Regions from separate parts of the Homo sapiens genome. Here region 1 is linked to region 2. The links are chromatin contacts, found by Hi-C or POLR2A ChIA-PET in ENCODE. All regions are on one chromosome and are shown on one strand. The core of a region is the stretch at or near the end of the contact, and the rest is flanking DNA. Distances in the headings are between cores, read along the strand shown.

The links. A loop is a pair of places that touch in the nucleus more often than their neighbours do. ChIA-PET counts read pairs that join two places held with the same protein, here RNA polymerase II (POLR2A). Pooled maps may share reads with other maps.
Region 1: a pooled map shows a loop between it and region 2 (3-fold over the local background). The contact joins the promoter of MTCL2 here to the promoter of EPB41L1-AS1 in region 2. A Hi-C loop is called at or near these places in 1 of 50 pooled maps. POLR2A ChIA-PET finds 5 or more read pairs at or near these places in 2 of 52 experiments (B cell and activated B cell).

The regions. Positions count from the first base shown.
Region 1 is chr20:36,862,237-36,864,936 of GRCh38, reverse strand. It overlaps MTCL2 (microtubule crosslinking factor 2), which reads left to right and starts at 1,399. Exons shown (of 15, transcript NM_080627.4): 1 at 1,399-2,279. The coding sequence starts at 1,593. RefSeq lists silencers at 690-1,579, 1,650-1,799.
Region 2 is chr20:36,154,373-36,157,072 of GRCh38, reverse strand. It overlaps EPB41L1-AS1 (EPB41L1 antisense RNA 1), which reads left to right and starts at 1,313. Exons shown (of 4, transcript NR_147703.1): 1 at 1,313-1,477; 2 at 1,819-2,010. It overlaps EPB41L1 (erythrocyte membrane protein band 4.1 like 1), which reads right to left and starts at 2,333. Exons shown (of 22, transcript NM_012156.2): 1 at 2,177-2,333. LOC124904893 (a long non-coding RNA gene) reads left to right here and starts at 2,627. Exons shown (of 2, transcript XR_007067572.1): 1 at 2,627-2,700. RefSeq lists a silencer at 2,395-2,594.

The DNA.
Region 1 (2,700 bases), core at 150-2,649, 710 kb before region 2:
AGACATGGGAAAATCAACACGGCCAGGAGCCAAGGAGACGCCCAGACGCCCGGGAGGAAAGAAAACACGCCCATCAGAGCTCAAGTCCTCCTGCACTGCTCCTGGTGGGGACGTGTGGGGTCAGGGCAACCGTCCCAGCCCATGCCAGCCCCCACGGGGGCCAAAACCGCCTTCCAAAGCATCCGCTAGGCTGACATCTCGTAATAGGTCCCCTCCATTTTATTTTTGTTTTTATTTATTTGTTTATTTTTTTGAGATGGAGTCTAGCTCTGCCACCCAGACTGGAGTGCAGTGGCGCGACCTCGGCTCACTGCAACCTCCGCCTCCCGGGTTCAAGCGATTCTCCTGCCTCAGCCTCCCGAGTAGCTGGGATTACAGGCACGCGCTACCACGCCCGGCTAATTTGTGTATTTTTAGTAGAGACGGGGTTTCATCATGTTGGTCAGGCTGGTCTCGAACTCCTGACCTCGTGATCCACCCGCCTCGGCCTCCCAAAGTGCTGGGATTACAGGCATGAGCCACCGCGCCTAGCTACGGGTCGCTTCCATTTTAGCCGTACAGAGCCTGAAACCCGGGTCGGGGGCGCATGGGGAGAAATATCCGCCGGTCAAGGTGCGCGAGCCAGGCATGCACACAGGGCTTCACGGTCCCTATGCCAGGAGAGGGAAGCCGAGGCAGGGGGAGCCCGAGCGCGCCCGGGAGGTGTGAGCTTTGGGTCCCATCGGCGCCGCCTAGACCGTGAGCTTGGCGCGTGCACCCCAGGCTTCAGTTTACGCATCTGTGCGATGGGATCGCGGCTCCGGCGATGCCGGCTAAGGGGGCGGAGTTCGCGCACGCTCGGCACGGGGCGAGGGGCGAGGCGCTGGGCGTGCATGGATGCGGGTTCCTGCGAACTGAGGTCCGCCCGGCCTCGGCCCGGGAGTCCCGGCTCCCGCCGCTCTCGCAGGCCCTGCCCGGACGCCGGGCGCAGGGGCGCCTCCGCCGGGTGCCTTCCCCGAGCGGGCAGGGGAGGAGGCGGCGGAGCGGAGGAGGAGGGAGCCCGGGCCGCGGCTGCCCGCGCCAGCCTGACCCTCGAAGGGGTCGCTGTTGCCTCGCAGATCCCTCCCTCGCTCCCTGCCTGCGTCCCTCCCTGCCGCTCCCGCCGCGTCCGCCTTTTGTTCGCGGAACCGCGCGCCCCCGAGCCGAGGCGGCGGGGCGGGGAGCTGGCGGGGCTGCGCGGGGGGCGGGCTGCGCCGGGCGGAGCCGGGGCCCGGGCCGCAGCCGGACTCGGAGCCCGAGGGAGCGATCGGCGTGCGGGCGGCGGGGGCCCGGGCGCGCTCCGGGGGCGCGGCGAGGCCGAGGGGGCGGGCGCCGGGCGGAGCCGCAGCCGGAGCCGGGGCGCCTGGAGGCGGTCGGGCCGCACTCTCCGAGCCCAGAGCAGCGGAGAGACCGCGCGGCGGGGCTTGGGACGGGGACGCGGTGTCGGGGCCGAGGTGGGCCGAGAGCAGCCGCAGCCCCAGCGGCCGGAGCCGCGCCGGGTCCCTCCCCAGGGACGTCGAGGCCGGGCGGGCCTGGGCCATGCGCGCAGCTCGCTGAGGCCGAGGGAGGCCGCGATGGAGGCGCCGGCGGCCGAGCCCCCGGTCCGGGGCTGCGGTCCCCAGCCCGCGCCTGCACCCGCGCCTGCCCCGGAGAGGAAAAAGAGCCACCGCGCGCCGTCGCCGGCCCGGCCCAAAGACGTGGCCGGCTGGTCGCTGGCTAAGGGCCGCCGCGGCCCAGGCCCGGGCTCAGCAGTCGCCTGCAGCGCCGCGTTCTCCTCACGGCCGGACAAGAAGGGGCGCGCAGTGGCTCCCGGGGCGCGCGGTGCGGGTGTGCGGGTGGCCGGGGTCCGCACCGGGGTCCGTGCCAAGGGCCGTCCGCGCTCGGGTGCGGGGCCGCGACCGCCACCGCCGCCCCCCAGCCTCACGGATAGCAGCTCGGAGGTGTCGGACTGCGCGTCGGAGGAGGCGCGCCTGCTGGGCCTGGAGCTGGCGCTGAGCAGCGACGCCGAGTCCGCGGCCGGGGGCCCGGCGGGGGTCCGTACGGGGCAGCCGGCCCAGCCCGCGCCCTCCGCGCAGCAGCCCCCGCGGCCGCCCGCCTCCCCGGACGAGCCGTCGGTGGCCGCGTCGTCGGTGGGCAGCAGCCGCTTGCCGCTCAGCGCCTCGCTTGCCTTCTCCGACCTCACCGAGGAGATGCTGGACTGCGGGCCCAGCGGCTTGGTGCGGGAGCTGGAGGAGCTGCGCTCGGAGAACGACTATCTCAAGGTGGGGGCGCCCGGGTAGAAAGGGAGGTCGCAGGGGTCGCCGGCTGTCACAGTCCCGCGGGCCTGAGGCACCAGCCGGCCCTCCTTCCCACTGAACAATCCGGAGAAAGGGGCCCAAGCCCTCTGGGGACCACTCTGAGGTGGATCTGGGGCTCCCTCATTCCCCCCGCCCCCTCTCAACTTTATTTGGGAAGCGCGCTCCTGAAAAAGACCTTGGAACTGGCTACAGGGCCCTAACCTGGGAGCGGGGACTTGAGAAAGCTTTGGAGCGTTCTGGGAGGCGTTGCTGAGGTGGGGGTGGGTAGCCAGGGAAGGGATGGATCTCTGCCTTCAGCTGCCCAGAACCTCCACGCCCAGGCTCTCCTTCTTGGGACGGGATTGATAGACACCGCCGCCAGGGAAACCTGTGGCCATCCCCTGCC
Region 2 (2,700 bases), core at 64-2,563:
TTTGTATTTTTAGTAGAGACGGGGTTTCACCATGTTGGCCAGGATGGTCTTCATCTCTTGAACTTGTGATCTGCCCGCCTCGTCCTCCCAAAGTGCTGGGATTACAGGCGTGCGCAATGGCGCACGCCTGTGTCCCCTTTTAACAAATGGGACAGAGAAGCCCAGAAAGGGGCTCTTAGGGAAGTCCCGGCAGGTGCTAACAAGCACCTCCCACCACAGCCTGAAGTCAGAAAACTCTCTGTTGCCCCCTGGAGGCTCAGGCCAGAACATCCCTGGGCACCTGGCATCCTCTCAGCTCTATGCACTTCCAAGAGGGTCCAGGACCACCCACGGCCCTTTCTCTCAGCCCTGACCTCTCCTGCTCACCTACTGAGGGCAAGGGCTGGGAGGCCAACATAACACCCCTCCTAAGGGATCAGGTAGCCTCAGGCTCCAGGCTACAATGCCTAGCCCTTGGCAGAGTCCTGTCTATAGCACAACCACCGCAGCAGGGAAGCCAGCACCTGAGCTGCAAGAGCCCCAGAACAAGAGGTGGAAGACCTGGGTACATTAATGCTGACTCCCCCGCTCAGCTGCTTTGTGACCTTGGCCAAGTCACTCTTACTCTCTAGGCCCCGTTCAACCTTTCAATATCGACTGAGTGAGGACTACCTGACCAAGCATTGTTTTCATGCAGGATTCTATGGAAGAAGCTCTTCAAGAAGCTCACAGGGCTGAGCCCAGGAGGACTGTCACATAGCCCAGGAAGGGCTTTAATAGGAACAATGCCCTCTGCACTGATCTCCTCCAGGACTGCCTTGAGGTGCCCCTGAAATCCCAGGGACTGTGCTCTGCATGCCATAAATACTATGCCTGGGTTGCCAGGCAGGCATGACCTCAGGCTGGCCAGGAGAAGCCAGCTCCATCCTTGCACAGAGCTGGCAGAGCCTTCCTGGGCCACGGTGGCTCATAGGGGAGGCTGGCACAGGCTGCCTCTGCCGCAGGCTCCATCTGGAGGAATGGGTGGGCAGAGAGGCACACAGCTGCCTCTATTCTCCACACCCTTGCCCGGGACAGGAGGCACTGTCTTCCAAGAGCTGCGGAGGGCACCATCCAGGCCCCAGATCTTGACCTGGCTCAAGTGCCACTGATTCTGGAAGGCTCCTAATGCTGAGGGTGGGGGGATGGGGTGGGAATGAAGCCAAGCCGCTGGACCCCGCACAGCCCTGGAGAGGTCCTAAATCTGGCCGTCTCACATTCCCACCTTTGGGTGCAGAGGAGGTGCTATGCGGATCCAGAAGTGAATGTGGGAACACGTGGTGCTCTCTCCCCCACCAATGCATCCTCAGAGCTCCGAGGGAAAAGCAACGACGATGGCTGGCAGCTGAGGGAGAGACCAGCATCCCCAGAACTCCCTTTTGGTCCTTGTCCAGACTTCAAGGTCTCCATGGACCACTTTGAGCCATATACGTCTGCCAGTCAGTGGCCTCTGCACCCAGTAAGTACCCCAATGGCTGTAGACATTGGCCCCCCATGCCCATCCCTGAGACCCCAGCCTCTCGGGCCCTTGGACCTCCCCAAGTGTGAAGGTGCCAGACACAAGTGGGACACACAAGCCCTCTCCCTCTGATCAGGGGACGGTCACTGGCCAGGACAATGCCAGGCCAGAACTGCAGAAGTCCTAGGGCTAAGATCCCTCCTAGCAGCTCTGAGGTACTTGGAAGGGAGACGGAAGGGGAGGCAAGCCCAGAGCGGGGAAGGGTCCGTAACCAGAGTGAGGAGAGATGAGGGCAAGGGCTCGCCAGCATCCCAGGCTCCAGCCAAGAACTCCTCCTGCAGCGTCAGAAGCAGCAGAAATCCAAAGAGCCCTTGGCCTCTGGAGGCGGCAGCAGGAGTGCTCTCCGAAAAGAGACTGGGCCAGCCGGTGGGAGCCCAGCGCCCACCCACCGCTCATCCTACAGCAGGACCAACCCCCCGCCAACCCCCAGCCTCCGGATCCTCTCTCCAGGCCTTGGAGGAGGCTGCAGACCGGTAGGTAGGGAGGAACAGCGAGACCCTCCCCCACACTGGCCAGGGGACCAACAGCCTGAAAACTCAGTTCTCGGCCTCGCCCCCGTTCCTCCCCAGGGCTGGAGGCTGGGCCTAGATGTTGCAAGCCCCCGGCCCCGAGAGCCACCTGATTCCCCCATGTGCCTACCTGGGCCCGGGGTTCCCCATGTCGGGCAGGTTGGGCGAGGGGCGGCCCCCTCGGCTCCTCTGGCAGGCAGGCCGCGGGGCGGGGCGGCGCGGGGTCGCGGCGGGCTCTGCGGAGCAGCCTGTTCGGCGACACCCCCGCCCGCTGATGGATGCCGACTGCAGCAGCGGCGGCGGCGGCGGCGGCTCGGCGTGCGCCAGGGGCTGGGCACGGTGCCCACAGCCCCGGGCCTGGCGCCCGACGCGCGGCCAGCCCCCGCCCCCGCCCCGGCCTCGGAGCCCAGCCCAGGGGCGGCCGCCGCTTGCGCCTGCCTCCCAGCGCGCCGCGGCCCTGCCCCTGCCTCCGCCTCCTCTCTGCCTGTCTCCTCTACCACCCACCTCCCCCCGCGCCCCGCCCTCTCTCTCAGGCTCCCAGGCCACCTCCTCCCGGTCCGTGCCACACGGGCAGTTCCCAGACCACTGCGGGACTGTGCAGCTGGGGGGCCTCTCGAGCGCCCCGGCTGCCCCCACCCTGGTCCTAGCCAGCCC